Linked DNA regions of Homo sapiens: region 1 is linked to region 2. Evidence: read pairs that join two places in POLR2A ChIA-PET (ENCODE). Cell type or tissue: CD4-positive, alpha-beta T cell. All regions are shown on one strand. Each heading gives the region's core, and the rest is flanking DNA. Links, peaks and the distances in the headings are about the cores only.

Region 1 (4,399 bases), core at 130-4,129, 96 kb after region 2:
GTGTGCCACCATGCCCAGCTAATTTTTGTATTTTTAGTAGAGATGGGGTTTCACCATGTTGCCTAGGTTAGTCTTGAACTCCTGGGCTCAGGTGATCTGCTCGCCTCGGCCTCCCAAAGTGCTAGGATTACAGGTGTGAGCCACTGTGCCTGGCCAATCTATGTAACTTTTCATGGAAGGCAAAACTATAAAAAAAGCAGATCATTTGTTACTTGGGACTTGGGTAGGTGGGAGGGAGGATTTAATGCAAATAAGCATGAGGAAACTTTTTGAGATTATGTAAGTATTCAAAAACTGAATTTTTGTAATTGTTGTACAACTCTATAAATTTACCAAAACTCATCAAAATGTGCATTTAAAATAAATAAATTTTGTGGTCTGTATATTATACCTCAAAAAAGCTGATAAAATATAAATTGGAACAAAAGTACTGGAAAACCATAAGTTGGAGACAAATGAGGGTGATCAAAATTAATGCATCCTTCAAGATGAAACGTGATTTTAATTTTAAAATTAATTTTTTAATTACTTGTTAATTCAAGTACACATATTAAATTTCAAGGGTAATCGTGAATAGAATAGAACTAGAACATACAACTTTTAAACAAATAGAGGGGAAAAACCTTGATCAATCTAACAGAATGCATTGGGGAAAAGTATTAGAGAAATAATATGGTTAACAGAAAGCACAAAACATGATGACAGAAATAAATATAAATTTATCAATAACCACAATAAACTTAAATGGTCTAAATTAGTTAAAGACAGACACTTGAAGACTGGATTAAAAACATGAAAATCCAGGTATCACCTGTAATAGTTAAAAACATGAAGACACAAAATTCTGAAGGTATGAGAAGAGTAAATGATAAATAAAACAAATATTAACCAATATATGGCTGGTATAGCTATTTTCATATCAAAAACTATAAGACAAAAAACATTCTGAGGAATAAAAGTCATTATGTAAAGACATCTATGCAAGTAACAATTCAACCTTAAAATATATGAAGCACAAATTGACAGAATTACAAAGAAAAATGGCTAAATCCTCAACCTTGAAGAAACTTAAACCTCTGAGTCAATGAAAATCAAAATGTAGTAAGATTATCTCAGATTTTAACCACCGTATTAAAAAAGCTTAATTTAAAGGAAATATATAGACTTCCATATGCTCAAATTAGAGAATATATATACTTTGAAGCCTGATAAAGTCTTAGGAGAACTGAACCTATACTAGCCTATGAATCAAATCACAACAAATAAACAAACATTATAACATGTGGCTTATACTCTGTAACTAAAATGCAATTTATAATAGAAAAAAATGTAAATTTCTTTCATTTTCAAACTAAAGGCATACCTTAAATAATTTTTCAGTCAAAGAAGACATGAAAACAAAAATCAGAAGATATTTGGAAGTGAAATACTACATAACAAAACTTGTGAGATAGAGCTGAGGCAGTACTGAAAGGGTAATTTATATCTTTAAATGTTTATATTGAAAAATAGGGTGAAAATTAGTTAAGCGTCCACCTTCGGAAGTTTGGAAAGAGAAAAAGAGATTGGGCATGGTGGCTCAGGCCTGTAATCCCAGCACTTTGGGAGGTCAAGGCGGGCGGATTACCTGAGGTCGGGAGTTCAAGACCAGCTTGGCCAACATGGTGAAACCCCCATCTCTACTGAAAATACAAAAATTAGCTGGGTGTGGTGGCAGGTGCCTATAATCCCAGCTACTCAGGAGGCTGAGGCAGAAGAATTGCTTGAGCTGGGGAGGCAGAGGTTGCAGTGAGCCGAGATTGGGCCACTGCATTCCAGCCTGGGCAACAGAGCAAGACTCTGTCTAAAATTGAAAAAAAAAAAAAAAAAAAAAAAATCGGAGTAAACCTAAATAAAATAAATTAAAGGAAATAAGGCAAAAAGTAGAAATAGACATTAATAAACTATAAAACAAAAAAACAATAGGCAAGATTCACAAAACCAAATGCTGATTCTTTGAAAAGAATAATAAAATAGACACACTTCTGGTAAGATTGATTAATTAAAAAGAGAAGGCATAAATAAGCAATATTAGGAATAAAAAATGAAATGTAACATAAAATATGAGTGAAAAAATAAAGTGAATACTATAAATGACTATATGACAACAGTCTAAAAACATAAGTGAAATGAACAACTTCGTTGGCTACTATAACTTATAAACACTTAGTCAAGAAGAAATGGGACACCTGAATATTCCTGTATCTATTTTTAAAAATTCAATCAGTAAATACTTTCTCAGAAAACACCCACTAGTATGAGATACTTTAATATGAAAGTTCTACCAAACATTCAAAGAACATATAAATAACCACTATCACATCAAAATAATTTCAGAGAATGGAAAAAGAGGGAACACCTTCAATTCATTTTGTGAGGCTAACATAAATGCAATATAAATATTTAAGATCATTATAATCCAAGAAAATTGGAGGCCAAACTAAGCTTAGATACAAACATCTAAAATAAAATAATAGTAAATCTAGTAATGTATTCTAAAAAAATTCTGGACCCGTTGGGTACCTCAGGAATAGAAGCAAACATTTAACAGTTTGCCCAAGCAGCTTTTATTTTATTTTATTATTTTTAAAGAGACAGGGTCTTGCCCTGCTGCCTGGGTTGGAATATTGGCATGATCATATAGCTCACAGCATCCTTGAACTCCTGGGCTCCAGGGACCCTCTGCCTTAGCCTCCTGAGTAGCTGGGACTACAGGCACACACCACAATGCCTAGCTAATTTTAAAAAAGTTTTTATTTTGTAGAGATGAAGTCTCACTATGTTGCCCAGGCTAGCCTCAAACTCTTGGCTTCAAATGATTCTTCCACCTTGGTGCCCCAAAGTGTTGGGATTACAGGCATCAGCCACGGCACCTGGCCTGAGCAGGTTTTAATAAGTCACCCCATGTTTGGAGAATTTCTAACATTATTAATATTACTTTCCCAGTGTAGAAGCCAGGAACTCAAGTTTTTAAACTTCCTTTGTCATGAAGGCATAGACACATGATGAACACACTGCTACTGACATTAATTTCTGCTTTTATCTGAATAGTTGGTACCTCCAGGAAAAGGAGGGGAATGAGGTTGGAAAATAGTACACAGGAAGCTTCAACTATATCTATAATGATTATATATACATATATATATATATATATATATTTTTTTTTTTTTTTTTTTTTTTGAGGCTGGAGTGCAGTGGTGCAATATCGGCTCACTGCAACCTCCGCCTCCTGGGGATCAAGCGATTCTCCTGCCTCAGCCTCTTGAGTAGCTGGGACTACAGGTGCATGCCATGATGTCTGGCTAATTTTGTATTTTTTAGTAGAGATGGGGTTTCACCATGTTGGCCAGGCTGGTTTGAACTCCCAACCTCAGGTGATCTGCCCGCCTCAGCCCCCAAAGTGCTGGGATTACAGGTGTGAACTACCACGCCTGGCCAGATAATGTTTAAATTAGAAGGTCACATGCATAAATATGATATCTTGGACATTGATGAGACCACATAGAAAAACTATATAAAAAGAAAAGAGGAAAAGGCCCAGGTCTAAGTCCTGAGTGATATTTGGTATTTAGAAGTTAGGAAAAGAAGAATGGAATATGGAAGACAAGAAAGGAAGAAGCAGTGAGGGAAGAAGAAAACCAGTTGGTGCCTCAGAATTAGAAAAAAAAGACAAGTGTTTCAATAAGAGAGTGATCATTGGTGTCAAAAGCTGGAAAGATCTTGAATACGATGCAGACAGAAACGTTCACTGGATTTGGTTAATACACTTAGTCAGATAAACCCCAGCAATTTCACCAGTTACGGTCGTTTTCATACTCCAGAGATGAAGGATAACATTTACTAGCCTACGTAATATTCTAGGTCTTGAATGTAGATATCAGTATTGATTTACTTTGAACTTCTACTTTAAAATCAAGAAATTAAGTCTCTTCTGAAATTCAAAGATATTATCATTTCTTAACAGTCATCAATAGTTTTCATGACATCTCATTTGAAGCAATAACTAATTTATATTGCATTAGCTAATTTAATAAATGGTTTCTGAAAGACTATATGCAAGGATAGGTCCCAGTCATAAAGAGCTAATACCTGCTTTGAAGGAACTTACAATTAATTTAATAAAAAAGACAGAAATGTTGTACAAATTAAAATGGCATAAGTGCCAAAGTAAAACTGGAAAATCTGGAAAAAAATCATAGGTTCTTGAAAGATGAAATTTCAATAGGCAAAGATAAGGACATGGTAAGTTAAGGGATAGGATGGACACAGATATAGCAACGTGAAGTCAAGAGCACATTGAGAGGTAAGTAAATTTGTCCGGATGAAGTGAGATATTTTGGCAGGTGAGAGTGGAAAGAAA
Region 2 (4,399 bases), core at 216-4,215:
ATGAAGTTAGAAGACTCTTTACTTTTCTTTGTGCCTTGAAAATTCTGCGCTCAAGTGCTTGAGCTCCTGGCTTCTCATTCGTTAGGTCTCTGCTTAAAGGTTCTTTTTTCAGAAACCTTCCCTGACCCCTTACCTAAAATTGCAGCCACCCTACTGCTTTGCCCCAGGTTAGTTTTTCTCTTATGTCATCCTTTATTTCCTTTATAACAGTTACTATAGTCTGTGATCATCTTGTTTATTTGTTCACTTGTTTATAGTCTCTGTCCTCTGAAATATATACCCTATGAGAGAAGGGACCTTATCTATTAGCCTGTATCCCCACATAGTGCAGTTTGTGGAGTGTGGTAGGTACTAAGTAAATATTGTTGAACAAATGAGCTTACAGTTGTTATTCCTGCTTTACAGACAAAAGAAACCTGGTTCCAAGTATATGAAAATCTGGATTTATACCACAGATAAACTGAATTAGTTGTTTACTGAAGTCCTGTTATGTGCAAATTACTAAGCACTGGTTACATAGATATAAATAAGACAGCTACTGTATTTGCATTTAGCACAGTATCTCTACATAGTAGGTGTATTAGTCTGTTTTCACACTGCTATAAAGGTAACTACTCAAGAGGCCAGGTGCTGTGGCTCATGCCTGTAATCCCAGTACTTTGAGAGGCCAAGGTGGGCAGATCATGAGGTCAGGAGATCGAGACCATCCTGGTCAACATGGTGAAACCCCATCTGTACTAAAAATACAAAAAAATTAGCTGGGTTTGGTGATGCACACCTGTAATCCCAGCTACTCAGGAGGCTGAGGCAGGAGAATCACTTGAACCCCTGAGGTGGAGATTGCAGTGAGCCAAGATCATGCCACTGCACTCCAGCGTGGTGACAGAGTAAGACTCCATCTGGAAAAAAAAAAAAGATAATACCCAAGAATGGGTAATTTATAAAGGAAAGAGGTTTAGTTGACTCACAGTTCTGCATGGCTAGGTAGGCCTTAGGAAACTTACGGTCATGGTAGAAGGGAGCGCAGACACCTTCTTCACAAGGAGGCTGGAGAGAGAAGAGTGAGGAGTGAAAGGGCAAGAGCCCCTTATAAAACCAGATCTCATGCGAACAGCATGGGGAAAACCACTCCCATGATCCAATCACCTCCCACCAGTTTCCTCCCTCAACATGTGGAAATTATGGGGATTATAAGAGGTGAGATTTGGGTGGGGACACAGAGCCAAGCCATATTATTCCACCCCTGGCTCCTCCCAAATTTCACATTCATTTTGCATTTCAAAATCAATCATGCCTTCCCAACAGTCCTCCAGAGTCTTAATTCATTTCATCATTAACTCAAAAGTCCACAGTACAGAGTCTCATCTGAAACAAGGCAAGTCCCTTCCACCTATGAGCCAGTAAAATAAAACATAAGTTAGTTCCTTTTAAGATACAATGGCAGTACAGGCACTGGGTAAATACACCTATTCCAAATGGGCAAAATTGGCCAAAACAGAAGGGCCACAGGGCCCATGCAAGTCTGAAATCCAGTGGGGCAGTCATTAAATCATAAAGCTCCAAAATGTTCTCCTTGACCCCATGTCACATCTGGAGAACACTGATGCCAGGGGTAGGCTCCCATGGCCTTGGGCAGCTCCTTCAAGGGCTGGCATCGAGTGCCTGCGGCTTTTCCAGATGCATGGTGCAAGCTGTTGTTAGATATACCATTCTGGGGTCTGGAGCAGGTAGCCGCCTTCTCATGGCTCTGCCAGGCAGTGACACAGTGGGGACTCTGTGTGAGGGCTCCAACCCCACATTTCCCCTTTGCACTGCCCTAGCAGAGGTTCTCCATGAAGGCTCCACCCCTGCAGTAGACTTCTGCCTGGACATCCAGGTGTTTCCATACATCCTTTGAAATCTAGGGTGAAGTTCCCAAACCTCAATTCTAGACTTCTATGCACCCACAGGCCCAACACCACATGGAAGCCACCAAGGCTTGTGGCTTGCTCCCTCTGAAGCAGTGGCTCAAGCTGTATGTTGGCCCCTTTTAGCCATGGCTGGGACACAGGGCATCAAGTCCCAATACTGCACAAAGCAGCAAAGCCCTGGGCCTGGCCCACAAAACCATTTTTTCCTTCTAGGCCTCTGGGCCTGTGATGGAAGGGCCTGCTGTGAAGACCTCTGACATGTCCTGGAGACATTTTCCCCATTGTCTTGGCAATTAATATTTGGCTCCTTGTTACTTATGCAAATTTCTGCAGCCAGCTTGAATTTCTCCCCAGAAAATGGGTTTTTCTTTTTTTTGGGGGGGCGGGGGGAAGGAGGGGGACAGAGTCTCACACTGTCACCCAAGCTGGAGTGCAGTGACACAATCTCAGCTTGCTGCAACCTCCGCCTCCTGGGTTCAAGTGATTCTCCTGCCTCAGCCTCCCGAGTAGAACTACAGGTGTGCACCACCATGCCCAGCTAATTTTGTATTTTTAGTAGAGACGGGGTTTCACCATGTTGGCCAGGACGGTCTCGATGTCTTGACCTCATGATCTGCCCGCCTCAGCCTCCCAAAGTGCTAGGATTACAGGCATGGGCCACCAGCACCCAGCTGGGTTTTTCTTTTCTGTTGCATCATCAGACTGCAAATTTTCCAAACTTTTATGCTCTGCTTCCCTTTTAAACCTAAGTTCCGATTTCAGGTCATCTCTCTCTCAAGTTTCATCAGTCTCTTGGGCAGGGGCAAAATGCCACCAGTCTGTTTGCTAAAGCATAGCAAGAGTGACCTTTGCTCCATTTCCCAGTAAGTTCCTCATCTCCAGCTGAGACCACGTCAGCCTGGATGTTATTGTCCATATCACTGTCAGCATTTTGGTCAAAACCATTCAATAAGTCTCTAGGAAGTTCCAGACTTTCCCACATCTTACTGTCTTCTGAGCCCTCCAAAGTGTTCCAACCTCTGCCAGTTACCCAGTTCCAAAATTGCTTCCACATTTTCAGGTATCTTTATAGCAGTACCCAACTCTCTGTTGTAGCAATTTACTGTATTAGCTTTCACACTGCTATAAAAGAAATAAAAACATAAAATAAAAATACTACCCCAAACTGGGTAATTTATAAAAGAAATAAGTTTAATTGACTCACAGTTACGCATGACTAGGGAGGCCTCAGGAAACTTACAATTATGGTGGAAGGGGCACCTTTTTCACGAGGCAGGAGAGAAGAGTGAAGAGCAAAGCAGGAAGAGCCCATTTTAAAACCAGATCTCATGAGAACTCACTATCAGGAGAACAGCATGGGGGAGATTGCCTTGATGATTTAATCACCAACCACCAGGTTCCTCCCTTGACGTGGGGATTATGGGATTACAATTTGAGATGAGATTTGGATGGGGACACAGAGCCAAACCATATTAGTAGATACTTAATAATTATATAGTAAATATTTAATTTTTATAGTAATAATTATATAGTAAAAATTTGTTTAACAATGAGAAATTGATTTATTCTTTCAGAAAATGTTTAGTAAGCACTTAATAAAAATCAGAAGGGGGGGATTGATTGGGAAAGTACTACAAGAGCAAACTTTCTGGGGCAATGGAAATGTATTTTGTCTTAGGTGGTGTTTATAGGTCCATATAGTTACAAAACTCATCAAACTGAGCGCTTCACAAACACAAAGCTTGGCCAGGTGCGGTGGCTAATGCCTGTAATCTCAGCACTTTGGGAGGCTGAGGCAGGCAGATGGGAGTTTGAGACCAGCCTGGCCAACATGGTGAAACCCCATCTCTACTAAAAATATAAAAATTAGCAGGGCGTTTTGGCAGGCACCTGTAATCCTAGTGACTCAGAAGGCTGAGGCAGGAGAATCGCTTGAACCCGGGAGGCAGAGGTTGCAGTGAGCCAAGATCATGCCACTGCACTCCAGCTTGGGCGACAGAGCGAGACTCCATCTCAAAAACAAACAAACAAAAAGCACAAAGCTCAATAAACTGAACTGTAAATTAAACACTTCAAACAAAAGTAAGTTAAATAAATTGAGCCAGACGTTATATAGACACTGGGGACACAGATGATCAGACAAATAAGGTCCCTGCCCTTGTATCTCTCTTTTTCTTTTATTTTTTATTTTTTTTATTTTTTTGAGATAGAGTCTCTTCTCTGTCTCCCAGGCTGGAGTGCAGTGGTGAGATCTTACCTCACTGCCACCTCCACTTCCGGGATTTAAGTGATTCTCCTGCCTCAGCCTCCTGAGTAGCTGGGATTACAGGCGTGTGCCACCATGCCCAGCTAATTTTCTGTATTTTTAGTAGAGTTGGGATTTCACCATGTTGGCCAGGCTGGTCACGAACTCCTGACCTCAAGTGATCTGCCCACCTCAGCCTCCCTTAGTGCTGGAATTACAGGCGTAAGCCACCACGCCCAGCCCC

The links. ChIA-PET counts read pairs that join two places held together with the same protein. Peaks named below come from ENCODE experiments on the same cell type or tissue, not always from the same donor. Only the 100,000 strongest peaks of a DNase experiment are listed, where the experiment ranks them.
Region 1: POLR2A ChIA-PET joins it to region 2 with 5 read pairs; 3 of 35 experiments call an interaction of 5 or more read pairs at or near these places.

What each region holds. Positions count from the first base shown.
Region 1 is chr4:102,972,391-102,976,789 of GRCh38, forward strand. The region is part of intron 3 of SLC9B1 (solute carrier family 9 member B1); the gene reads right to left. Among named protein-coding and RNA genes, the nearest start is that of SLC9B1, 45 kb to the right of the region's middle. In CD4-positive, alpha-beta T cell, for the core only: no CTCF peak of the experiment used is centred there; no DNase peak of the experiment used is centred there.
Region 2 is chr4:102,875,847-102,880,245 of GRCh38, forward strand. The region is part of intron 1 of CISD2 (CDGSH iron sulfur domain 2); the gene reads left to right. Among named protein-coding and RNA genes, the nearest start is that of CISD2, 9.1 kb to the left of the region's middle. In CD4-positive, alpha-beta T cell, for the core only: no CTCF peak of the experiment used is centred there; a DNase peak (open chromatin) is centred at 2,715.